4 separate regions of the Homo sapiens genome follow, and all the other regions are linked to region 3. The links are chromatin contacts, found by Hi-C or POLR2A ChIA-PET in ENCODE. All regions are on one chromosome and are shown on one strand. The core of a region is the stretch at or near the end of the contact, and the rest is flanking DNA. Distances in the headings are between cores, read along the strand shown. Region 1 overlaps NHSL1 (NHS like 1). Region 2 overlaps EPM2A-DT (EPM2A divergent transcript). Region 3 has its middle 650 kb from the start of GJE1. Region 4 holds the start of FBXO30 (F-box protein 30).

Region 1 (3,123 bases), core at 218-2,717, 3.0 Mb before region 3:
TTTATTGATGGACAATTGGGTTGTAAAAGATGCTCTTTGTATTATCTCAACAATGCAAAACTCCCCATAAGAGAATGAGAATGGTTAGGAGGAAAGGACTGTGGCAAAGGCTCTACTCCCCATACAGTCATTACTGGGGGAAAAACATGAGCTCTAGAGTCGTAAGTCTAGGTTTAAATCCTGGTTTTGCTTTTAGGGGTGATAGATGTGTTCACTCTCTTGATTATGGTAATGGTCTCCTGTGTGTATACATATGTCAAAATTTATTAAGTTGTATACTTTAAATATGTATAGATTATTTTATGTAAGTTATACTTCAATAAAAGGCGTTTTAATAAAGAAAGATCTTGTTTCAGTATTTAAAAACTATGTGATCTTAGGCAAGTGATCTAATCTCTCCAAGATACAGTTTTCTCATCCATGATATGGGCATAATCAAAGCTACTTTGCATGGTTGCAATAAATACTGAATATATTCACATACAGCACTGAGCACAGTCCCTGGCGCCTGAGCCTTTCCATGTGCCAAGTGCTTGGCATCATACTGGAAACACAGAGATCAACAAGATAGGGATGCTGTCCATTAATCTAGAAGAGAAGGCAGGTATAAACAGACCCTGATTATAGAGTAGTGGGATGGAAACAGCAAGAGAAACTGGAATGGGTCATTGGAGACATTCTCACTGGTTTGCAGGCAAAAAGGCGTGGGAATGACAGACCCCAATTTTCTCATTTTTGTCTGCAATGGCATGGAATAAGAAGGTGCCATAACTGCAGAGCAGTGAGCATTGACTCATTTGTGTTTCTACAGTTTCCTGAAATTACTCACAGAGACCCAGTAACACATGATTGGACATGGAGTAATCACTTCTCGACTGTAAGCTGCCCTAGGCCAAGAATGGGATCCATATACTGAGACCAAGTAGCACTTAAAAACTTTTTTGGGGGAAAAAAAAATTGAGTGAAGCATACCAGACAAGTCAAAGAGGAATAAGAGATGACAAAATTGGGCATAATGAGGAGGAATTGAGGTAACTGAGTAATCTTGCCCTTTTGCTTAACCAGCATGGTGCGATGAAAAGAAATGAGCTGCAAGGAGCCCCGCCTTCACATGCTCCCTGCAAGGAGCCCCGCCTTCACATGCTCCCTGCAAGGAGCCCCGCCTTCACATGCTCCCTGCAAGGAGCCCCGCCTTCGCATGCTTCCTGGTGCTTTCGAGCTATGTGATCTTGAGAAAGCCATTTCATATTTCTGAGTCTCCATTTCCAGATTAAAATAATAGTAATAGCTATTAAAATAATCTGTTTCATGGGGCTGTTTGTGGAAAATAAGATCTAATTTGTGAAAAAGTTCTATATCCTAACGTGTACCCCGATGAACAAGCTAGCAATAGCATAAACACTGGTAGTGCCACACCTAGATAACCTGTAAAGCCATGACAATCAGAAATTCGTCAGTAGCTGCTGAAACCTCTCAAATTTATTGCCTTGGGCAGGAAATTCTATGTGGGTGGAACAAAAGACGAGATGATTGGGAGAGTGGCCAAATTTTTATAAAAACAGACATTGTCTATTGAATCATTTTCTTTGAAGCGTGGTTTGAAATACCAATCAGCTTAACAATACTTATCATCATCATCTGAGCATCTAGTCTGTGCCAGGCACTGTGCTAAGGGTTTCACAAACATTAATTTACTTCAACCTCACACCAACTCTCCAAGGTAGGTTAGGGTAACTATGTAATTTTATCGAAACCAGAACACCTCTGAGAGTGAAAGGGGGTGCAATTAATAATTACACAGAATAACAGCTGTAAACCAGGGCTGTTCTAAGCAAACCGGAACATGTGGTTTTTATCTCTTTACAGTTGAGGAACCTGAACCTCACAGACGAAAGCAACTTATCCAAGGCCACTGAGCTCTGACAGGTGGAAAAGCTGCCCCAAACCTACGCTCTCAAGCATCATGTTAAATAAGCCTCCTGTGTTTACAGGTATGGCAGCAAGGTTACTGCCTTTTCTTCAAAGTCTTCCTTTGATTTAAATATTTCTTATCAACAAAGCCTAAAACAGAAGCTGACATGCCAGTTCAAAGAATAACAGGAAACAGGGAAATTTCGATTTCTGTCACGACTATTAAAGCCAACTGTTTACTGCCAAAAATCTAGATCTAATACATCTCTTTAGGGGTGAATTTTACACAAGAGATTGCATAACTCATGATTGATATCCTTTCTGCTAAGACAATGGGGATTCTGTGAAGGTTTCCCAGATTCAGTGAACGTATCATCAAATATAACTTCCGATAATGGCAGGTGGAAAAATTCCCTATCGACTCACAGTAAGTATTTTCGCACTGATAACTGACCTGCCTTCAAATGCAAGAACCTCTTTGGCAGTACTTGGCATATGCTGAAAACTGAAAAGAGAAAAAAGTCAAAAACAGTACACAAAGCAATGGTGTACTCTTTGATTTCAGAGTTGAATGAAAAGGTATTTTCTGGAATTTCTTTCTTTCTTTTTTTTTTTTTGGAGATGGAGTCTCACTTACTCTGCCGCCCAGGCTGGAGTGGAGTGGTGCGATCTCAGCTCACTGCAACCTCCACCTCCCAGATTCAAGCAATTCTCCTGCCTCAGCCTGAGTAGCTGGGACTACAGGTGCATGCCACCACGCCTGGCTAATTTTTATATTTTCAGTAGAGACAGGGTTTCACCATGTTGGCCAGGCTAGTCTGGAACTCCTGACTTCAAGGGATCCGCCTGCCTCAGCCTCCCAAAGTGCTGGGATTACAGGCACACACTACCATGCCTGGCTTATTTTCTGGAATTTCTAAATTGCTTTGCCAACAGTATTTTTTTCAATGCATCATGTTTATGTTTAGATGATATGCATAACATATACAATTGGAAATATTTTCAACAATTTTCTTCTTGCTACACTATATTCCCACTTTGAACATCAAAGATATGTGTGGATCTCGTTAGCAAAACATCTTTCTTCATAACATAACACATAGAGTCCTACTTGGTGTTTCACATTAGGATAATGAAGATAATTATTCTAGAACAATTAGCCAGAGTAAATAACCAGAATCGACGTCCTCTAGGTTCTCTTTTCTAATTTAT
Region 2 (3,115 bases), core at 446-2,945, 4.4 Mb after region 3:
GACAGTGAGCTTAATGTGACCAGAGTTTTTAGGGGAGAGTGTCTGAGATGGACTGGGCTAGTTAATAAAGGACAAATTTTTGCCTCTTTAGGAGTTCAGGACGTGGTCAATGTCAAAGAGGGGCCAGTAAAGGTTTGTAATTAGGGAAGAGACATGATCAAAGTGTTTTCGAGAGGGTAAATTTCACAAGCAGCATCTTCTGGCGGCTGCTTCCTACTGTCCTTAGTAATTCATTAAGGAGCTGGCTGTCAGAAAGCAGGACTGAGACTCGGTAGGATATAAGTCAATGAAGAATTATGATTATTCATAGTGTATTACTAGCAAATTGTTGCTAAATAGATTTTGTTAAAATATCTTGTGATATGTGCATATCTATTATTTATCCACATAAGTAATTTGCATCATGTGAGTGTCTGGCTTGTGCTGTGGTCCCAGGAAACCTGCAAAGCAAACCATCATATATAAACTTACATTTCTTTATGTGAGTGCTTTATTATTTCATCTTGTTGACAAATTAGATCACTTCCCCTCTCCTTGTCGTATGACCATAACTTAAGACAAATCTCTTAGGTCTATCATCTATATTCTCACTTCCTCATTTCTTTATTCTTCATGTTTCACAATTCCTTAATTTAGACCCTAATTTGGGTTTCTTAATGTTTATTCCTTACAGACATGTATTACTGAATAAGCCCCATAATTTTTACTTGTGCAAAACATCTCTAAATTGAAAAAGATGATAAAAAACAAATCAAAAAATTTTTAAAGTAAATAAAAAACAACTCACAAATCACCAAATCTCTCAACTGTAGAATGGCAGTTGTCAGGGACCAGGGGTGGGAGAATGGGGTGATGTCATGAAAACAAAATAACGCCTGTTCCTCAAAAAACCTGTGGAAATAAAAAATTAAAAATTAAAAAATAAAAAATAAAAACAGCAACAACAAAACAATAAAGCCTCTTGGAAAGAGGCTGTATTTAGCAATCTGGTACAAAGAAAGAAATTTTTTTTTTTTTTTTTTTGGGTAAGCCACTTAGCTTATGAACAAAATAATAGCCCATGAATTAAATTTTAAAATGTTTGGAGAATAAAGCTAAGGTTAAAAAAAAAGAGAAACTGCATTCTTTCCAAGTAAAAAGCCCAAAGGGATCAAAGTTTGATGATGCCCTAGATTCTGTGACAGTCTACACTGAAATAATTATTTGTTCCTTTTGAATTGCCACGTTTTAGGTCATTAGTAGTGAGCAAATGTATTAATGCCACTATCATTTTTTGCTAATGTTCTTCTTTCTTCAGCCTAGTAATTTGAAACTATCAAATAAAATTTATAAACACACACACTCACACACACACACACACACACACACACACACACACTTTGAGACCGTGGTGCCTTTCTATTTATTTCTAGTATGGAACATTCAGAAACATAAATTGTAACATTTTTGTAAACTGCTATAATTTCATTATTTGGATTGAACATCTTCTTGCCCATAATTGTGACCATCTCAGGTACCTGGCTTAAGCCTGTTAGTTAGTTCACATATTGGCATTGCTATAGATGGAATTATTTCCCCATGCAAATTCAACTATTGAAGTCCTAACCCCTAATGTTATGACGTTTAGAGATGGGGCCTTTGGGAGATATTAGATTTAGATGAGATTATGAAGGTGGAGCCCTCATGGTGAGATTAGTGCCATTATAAAGAGATACCAGAGAGCTTTCACTTTCTCTTTCCCATGTGAGGACATAGAAGTAGATGAAAAGATGGTTGCTAAAAAGAGTTCTCACCAGAACCCAACCATGTGACATCCTGATCTTGGACTGCCAGCCTCCAGAACTGTGTGAAAATGGATGAATAAATGAATGAACGAATAAAATCTATTGTTTCCACTGAGTCTATGGTATTTTGTTATGGCAGCCTGAGCTGACTAAGACAGGTGGCCTTTGACCCTGTTTAGGAGATTCCTGTCAGGATTTAGAAGCAGACGTTTAATTTCCATCACAGTTCAAGCTACTAGTCCAGCTGCAATAAGAAGCAACATGCATTTGAGTAAGTTCTGAAGCGGGCTTCATTTCAGGAGCTGTGCCTCAGTATGGGCAGAGGCCCGGGCAATCTCTCCAAGAGTTGGGTTCAGCTGCATCTTGGCTTACTGGCTGCCTCAGTGAGAATTTCTAAACAAAGCAGAATAGCAGGAAACCTCTGACCAGTTTACCTTTTATGCTTTCATTTCCTATTTTTTTTCTTTTTTGGTAACTTTCTTTGACTTAAGGTGACAAAAGAGCACCTTTTGCAGAAGCTAGGACAATGTGGTAGAGTGAAACAAACCTGAATTTGGTGTCAGAAAGTCTGAGATTCACATCCAGGCCCTATTTGGAAATCTATGCATTTATGCATCCTTCCTCTGGTGATCTGATTCCATGGAGCTATTTTACAACTCTTTGTTAAACTTACCTGGTAGTCACACAAATTCTGTCCTGTGCACCACAAGCTCTATTGACTTCCCTCTTCCTCACCTTTATCCCCAAGGGGGAAAAACAGTTGCTTTCATTTGCCATTAATTTCAATATTCTTTTATGCCATATAAATTTGTGCTTCTTGACTTCTTTTTTGAAATGGTTGTAACATCTGTCTGCTTCCCTCATTGAATGTGTTAAACAAAATCTTTAACGTCTATTCATTTTTATATCTGTATGAAAGTCACACTTTAACCTTTTTCTGAAAATTATTTTTTAACACCCAGCTTCCTCATTTGGAAAATGGGGATAATAATAACTCTCTTATCCTCCTTTCTACATTTCTGGGATTAAACGAGTTATAATTAACTGGATTGAAATGATCATTAAGGGTTGAAAATGTGTCTTATCTACTTTTGTTTTCCTAACACCTTGGAAAGAGAATCTGCACATCAAAGTGCTCTTTATGATAAAATACAAGACAAACAGGACGTGGTTTTATCATTATCAGACATTATTAGCAGCATGAGTGGCAGCAACCTCTGACCTCCTTTTGCAAGTGGCCAGAGGGTTCATGTCAGGTGGCATTCAAAGAGCCAAAGGTGTAGAAGTCTCACGCTGGGCCAACAGGGACGTAGATACTTGACAGTGGTTTC
Region 3 (3,097 bases), core at 506-3,005:
GAGTGCCTCCTGAAATTTTATAACAAAAGCTGCATGGCACCTTAGCCATTCAAAAAATATATTCAGGTTTGTTATCCATAATAATTGAAGTAGGCCAATAGTTTTCAAAGTTCAGTTCAAAGTTTGGTTCAGTTAATAGTTTACTCTGCTTCATAAAATATAGAATTCCCTTCTCATCATCAGCGACTTCAAACCACAATGCCTTTTTAGGGCCAAGAAATGGAGCTATATAATAAACACTGCACAGATTCTGGAACAGGCTCTCTGGAGACAAAAGACTGAGAAAAATTCAGAAGTACTATCAGAAAATTGTCAGTCACAGGTTTAAATGGATGTGATGAAACTAGTTATGACTTAGTGGCTACTGATGGCTTATCATGCATTTTTTTAATGGAAAATGTCTTTCCTCCAGAACTTTAAAATTTGGAAATATTCATATACTAATATATTTTATGTAATAATATTAGAAGAGGAAGAACCTATATTCACATATTAATTATCATTTTTCTCACAAAGAAATAGAGATAAACCAAGACTAAGACATGGTCCCAAGATCACACAGCAATTAAGATTCAGTCCTTATTTACTATTCATTTCATTCTCTGAAACTGCAATTATATTTGCTTTCAAAGAATGTTCCAGAAAAATATAAGTGTAGAAAAAGAATAATATAGACATTAATTTCACTAAATAATATAAGCATTTTTTTTTTCTTTTTCTATCAGCTGAAAGCAGCCTAGGAGTGTTAATCCTCTTGGTGTTTCTCAACCAGACTCTTTTGCATGATAAAACAATTTTACTCTCATTGGTCTATTCTAGCATTTAAGTTAATTTTCCAACCATCTAAATTCCAAGTGTGCACCATAGAGGTTGAGCTTTTCTATCCATCTGCTACACCAATACCGTCCAGTCTATGCCAATGATTGAAGGGTATAAAAAAAGGGCCGTGTGGTCGTTTCAGTTTTGTTTTGTTTTGCAATGCAGACGCACTTGGAGCAGCAGGTCAATGAATTCTGGGAACTGCATCTTTTTGACACATGAGACCTTTGCAGAATGAATCAAAGTTAAATCCCATGAATAAATGCTAGTGTTTAATAATCATTCCGTTTATGGAAGCTTTATTGTGAATTCATAAAAGCAAGGACAATATTTCCTTGCAAGTCCACAAATCACCATCATAAGCAAGGCAATCGTGAATAAACTGAGCTGGACTGCATAGCCTCTTTGGCAGTTGCTAGTATTTAAATATGGATGGGAGAAGCAAAGACTAGGAGAAGTTGTCCTAAAGCAAGCAAATGACAGCTCCCACAAATAAAGGGAAAAATGTTAAAACAATAAACAAAAGAGAAACAATTACTTGCTCATTACAAACATGTCATATTGCATTCTTTATTTTGATTGTGGAAAATTAGCCATTGACTACCAGGAACAATTGATTTTCCTTCACAGCTGTTTTCTAATTACATCTGAACACTGAAAATTCTAGTGCAGCCATTCAGCTGTACAAAGAGAATTTTCTTTTATTATTTTTGCTATTGCTGCAAGCTCTGCCCAGAAGCATGACTATAGTTAGATGATCTGTACTGTATATATGTGGTGTTTGTATTAAAAGCCATGCTTTTCAGGGATGTTATAAGAACTCAAATATTTTAAATTACATAGGGCAGAACTTGGTGTACAAGCTGTTTTGCCCAGATGCTATTACGTAGCTTTCTCTTTCTTTTTGCCATCAAAACAAGGAAGAAGATAATGAAGATAGCTTAAATCGGTACATCCGTTTCTTAGTCACTGCATAGTCGTCAATTGGATCTATTTTTGTCATTGTGGCTTCTGATGAGTGTTTTGGCACAGTCTTACTGGGAGGGTGGAGGGTGATGGGCAGTTTCCTGTCAGTTAATTCTGTGGGTAAATTCTAAGCAAAGAGCATGGAGATTATTAACAGGCAGGATTCCAAGGTTTCAGAGAAGCAATTGAAATTTTTGGATGCTTCTCTTCAAACGCTTTAGAATTTTCCTCAAAATGATTTCAGTTTTAAAATATGGCCAGAAATATGAAACTTGCCCTTGGGAGTTTTCTAGGACTTGCGGTTAGTGAGTTCTGGAAAAATAGTTAAGATACTTCCTTCAGAGTTTAGGGTCTCTGATTAATCTTTACCATAATTTAGGTGAAATCAGCTCAGCAATGTTAACAATTCAGCAAAAATAAAGTGAAACCTTAAAATGTTTTTTTTCCAATGGAAAAAAAAACACAACATTTCAAGCCTGGGTTATTAAAGCAAAAACTGGGAGCTCTTATTTATTTACTTATTTATTTTAATTTTTTTAATTTATTTTTATTTTTTGTAGAGACAGGGTCTCACTATGTTGCCCAGGCTGGTCTACCACTCCTGGCTTCAAGCGATCATCCTTCCTCGGCCTCCCACAATTCTGGGATTACATACGTGAGCCACCACACCCGGCCAGCTCTTTGTTGCCATTTATTAAATATTTGCCCTCTTTAGAGGTAACTTTAATCAGGTATCTGTTCACTGGATGGCAATTTTTTAAGTCTTTGATCAAAACTCTAACCTCTGTAGTTCCTGTAGTAACGCAGTGTAACTTGAAATTTGCCATTTTACTTGGAAGGCTCAAAGATTCCTCAATGGCCCATCTTATTTTAGTATTTCCTTTGCCAAGATTAAGATTGAGGTGATGATTGTTTAATTAAATTAAATTTGGCTTGAGGCTGTCTCGGTACCGTAGGTCCCTACATAACAAACTACAATTTAACTAAACAAACTGAAAGCCTAATTTAGGAGTATATATTGTAACAAATTGCTAGGTCTCAGCCAGTCACAGCCGACTAGCTTCAGCCAATCACAGGCTGCCAATTGATCAGACCATGTCCAAACAAGTAAAAAATGCTAAGCTGTAACCAACCAGTTTCTGTACCTTACTTTCATTTTCTGTCCATATGTACTGCCTACCTACTTTGCAGAAGTGAGATCTCTGAACCACTCTGCTGGCTCTTGAGAGCTACTGGATTCCCAAATAATTCTCTGCTTCATTAAACTCCTTTAAATTTGTCTAAAGATTTCCTTTTAATACATTTCATCTCA
Region 4 (2,762 bases), core at 179-2,678, 4.3 Mb after region 3:
AAACAAATTGGCAATTTAAAAAGTCAGCAAAACACCATGTTATCCCCAATTAAACTTTTGTGATGAGAAACAGTGACTAAGCATGAAGAAGAGTGATTCAGCGGAAACCGCATATTGAAATCTAACCCTCTGAAAAATCCTAAAGGTTTATTTTATGCTACTCTTTTCCTTTTGCCATGTCAACAATTGGACTGCTTTGGAAAACCTTAGTATGAGCAAATGCAAAACCTGTTAATATAATTTCCATAGGTCTCTAAAGAACAAACAGTATTGAAATTTAGCAAATGGAAATTAAAATTTAAAAAGTTTGGGATTTTGTATTAAAAGATTTTAAATTAATCTACACCGATATCAGAATGCCCATAAATAACTTCATCTTGGATCAGAGTCAACGAAGTAATCATGGAATAAAAGGTCAATTCGTTCCCAAGCATCTTTTATCTGGGACTTACAACAGGGCTCAATAAGAAAAACAAGAGAAAGGGAGAGGGAAATGGAGTACTAGGACATTGGTAAACACATACTGTTTTGCCTCTTTGCCTCTATACTCCCAAATATACCCGTTAAAAACATACTGGCAGATTACTTTGAATTCAGCACGCGCTCTATAAACCCCTTCCAAGCAAAGGAGTTCCAAGGCGCAGGTCTTGGAACAACACAAATAACCTCAGGTCTGCAAAATAAGGAAGTTCCCCTTTAATAAGGACCGAGGCTAAGGCTAAGATCCTCTCACTTCCATGAATGGCAAAGTTACCAACTTTGCTCATCCCGTGCAGACAGTGGATGATGCCTCCCCAGTCTTACTTTAAGCCATTTGTCCCCAAATAACCCAAGTTTCTAAAAACCAGACGGAACGAGAAGCTTAGGGTTCCCTAAGTTTAACTCCTCCTTCGTCCCTTCCCAATACAAAGACACACAAACTGGGGGGGACACGGAGGTCGGTGCCCTCGAGGCTTAAGTCGCCATTTGCTGACCTCAACGGCTGGCCCGGCATGCGGCCCGGCGAGGACACGAGCGCGGCGGACGCCCTCTCAGGGCGCCCGGACGGCCGACCCGGGACGCGCATGGACCGGGGTCAGCCGCCTTTCCTCTGCTCCAGGCCGGGCCCGTCAACCCCACGGCCGCCAGCGCCAGCGCCTCGGTCCCGGCCGCGGCCTCAAACTGCCCGGCCGCTGCCTTCGTCCCCGCCGCAGCGCGGACGGCGCCGGCCTCCCCTGCGGGCCTCCCGTCACTCACCGGCCGGCGCGGCCGAACCGCGGCCCAGGCCCTAGCTGCCCTGGACGCCGTGCCCAGCTGCTCCGCTCTGTCCCGGCGACGCTCCGTACCCCACACAGCCGTCCGAACCGCCTCCTCCGCCCCTCTTCCCCAGCCGGGCCGCCGCCTTTTCTCTTCTCCCGGCCTGCTCCAGAGGCAGCCACCCTCCTCGCGCGCCCCGCCCCGCTGCGCCCCGCCCACCCGGCCCGGCTTCTGCCGACAGCTGGGCGGGGACGCGCACGCAGTCCCGGCGGGGACGCGCACGCCGCCCTCTGACCCCGCAGCGTCGTGGCTAGAGTAGGGTCTGGAGAGAGCTCCCACTGTGGCGAGTCCTGTCGTTGGATTCCCGCGGCGCCCCGTAAGGCTCCGCCCCGGCGGTGCTACCAAACCCTGTTCGATTTTAGAATCGTACATTCCCAGAGGGAATCCTAGACCCCTCATTTTACAGTTGAGGAAACAGGCCCAAGTAGCATGACTTGTTCGCGCCGCTAGTCGAAGGAGCAGCAGCCCCGATCCCTTGACTCTGGGGCACTGCTTTCCCTTTAGCTCATTTTTGGAGGAAATGGGTGCGCCCTTGCTCGACCTTTGGTGATTGCCGCCACAGGCCTTCCCGCCGGCTAACTCAGCGTGCCCAAGTCCCGTGACTTAGTGCCAGGACGGTGCTGTGACCCGTTATCCCCTGTCGGGTTTTACCTCCCCCCGGGAGAGCTCAGCCCTGGATCCCGGCGGGCGGCGGAGCCTCTCTGGAGCCCGGACGGGACAGCCCACCAGGGTCTGCTTCTGTGAGGGGCCGAGGCGTCATTCCGCGAAGGTAATTAGCTGGGGAGGGGACTTGAAGCCGCTTTTGCAGTGTACCTTACATATGACTGGGGAGTAAAGAAATCCCACAGGGCTGTATCAAAGAATGGATGGATGTCCACGCCCCCGCTACCACCACCAAGCCTTGGTCTACGGCCGAGGGACAGTGATTCCGAGCTCTGGGTGTTGGGAGCCGCTCACCCGCCCCCACCCCTCTGTCGGGGACTCCTGCCCACCCCGTCGCAAGAGAATTACAACAAAGGAAAGATGGTTGTAATCCTGGCAGTGGGGATGGGGGCAGAGCCAGGAAAACACTGTTGTCATCCTTTTTGTGGCTGCATCTTTACCCCTTGCTGTTGTGCTTTGGGAAAGAGAGCTCACACATAATTTGCTATCCTACAGAGAAAGCCTGTGGGTTTTTCAGATCCGTAAATTAAACAAAACAAAACAAAAACTGAGTTAGGAACTTAGATTACAGAGTAAAGGTTGATTCCTTAAATGATTAACTTTTTGAAAAATTATCTGTTCCCCTTATTTTGCCTGATTTGGCTGTAGACAGGCTCTGGTCCTCGGTTCAGACCTTGAGAGCCACTGTCCAGAGAGCTACATGGTCAGGATGGGGAAACAGGCAGGATGGCCCAGTGGGAGAGGATGTAGGTGCTGCTACACTATAGCCCCGCTCAATGCTCACTGTCCTGGATTGAGTCACA

The links. Hi-C counts contacts between places; a loop is a spot of excess contacts on that map. ChIA-PET counts read pairs that join two places held with the same protein, here RNA polymerase II (POLR2A). Pooled maps may share reads with other maps.
Region 1: a loop to region 3 is called in a map of naive thymus-derived CD4-positive, alpha-beta T cell, with 7 times the contacts of the local background. The contact joins two enhancer-like sites. A Hi-C loop is called at or near these places in 1 of 168 maps with a recorded cell type or tissue (naive thymus-derived CD4-positive, alpha-beta T cell), 1 of 37 single-sample maps with no recorded cell type and 6 of 50 pooled maps.
Region 2: a pooled map shows a loop between it and region 3 (6-fold over the local background). The contact joins two enhancer-like sites. A Hi-C loop is called at or near these places in 2 of 37 single-sample maps with no recorded cell type and 3 of 50 pooled maps. POLR2A ChIA-PET finds 5 or more read pairs at or near these places in 1 of 52 experiments (OCI-LY7).
Region 4: a map of naive thymus-derived CD4-positive, alpha-beta T cell shows a loop between it and region 3 (14-fold over the local background). The contact joins the promoter of FBXO30 here to the enhancer-like site in region 3. A Hi-C loop is called at or near these places in 1 of 168 maps with a recorded cell type or tissue (naive thymus-derived CD4-positive, alpha-beta T cell), 2 of 37 single-sample maps with no recorded cell type and 8 of 50 pooled maps.

What each region holds. Positions count from the first base shown.
Region 1 is chr6:138,454,369-138,457,491 of GRCh38, forward strand. All of the region lies in intron 3 of NHSL1 (NHS like 1), which reads right to left. Among named protein-coding and RNA genes, the nearest start is that of MIR3145, 21 kb to the left of the region's middle. Within about 2 kb of position 1,468, at least 11 of the 41 ENCODE cell types and tissues checked have a DNase peak (open chromatin) inside an H3K27ac peak, as active enhancers do.
Region 2 is chr6:145,863,601-145,866,715 of GRCh38, forward strand. The region is part of intron 2 of EPM2A-DT (EPM2A divergent transcript); the gene reads left to right. It also overlaps a transcript of SHPRH not described here. Among named protein-coding and RNA genes, the nearest start is that of FBXO30, 50 kb to the left of the region's middle. RefSeq lists an enhancer at 1,623-1,792. Within about 2 kb of position 1,696, at least 6 of the 41 ENCODE cell types and tissues checked have a DNase peak (open chromatin) inside an H3K27ac peak, as active enhancers do; they include OCI-LY7, where a contact is called at or near this core.
Region 3 is chr6:141,482,021-141,485,117 of GRCh38, forward strand. No RefSeq gene overlaps it. Among named protein-coding and RNA genes, the nearest start is that of GJE1, 650 kb to the right of the region's middle. RefSeq lists an enhancer at 1,602-1,741. Within about 2 kb of position 1,756, at least 16 of the 41 ENCODE cell types and tissues checked have a DNase peak (open chromatin) inside an H3K27ac peak, as active enhancers do; they include OCI-LY7, where a contact is called at or near this core.
Region 4 is chr6:145,813,367-145,816,128 of GRCh38, forward strand. FBXO30 (F-box protein 30) reads right to left here and starts at 1,429. Exons shown (of 3, transcript NM_032145.5): 1 at 1,237-1,429. All of the region lies in intron 1 of EPM2A-DT (EPM2A divergent transcript), which reads left to right. RefSeq lists enhancers at 838-1,392, 2,450-2,519 and a silencer at 1,070-1,609.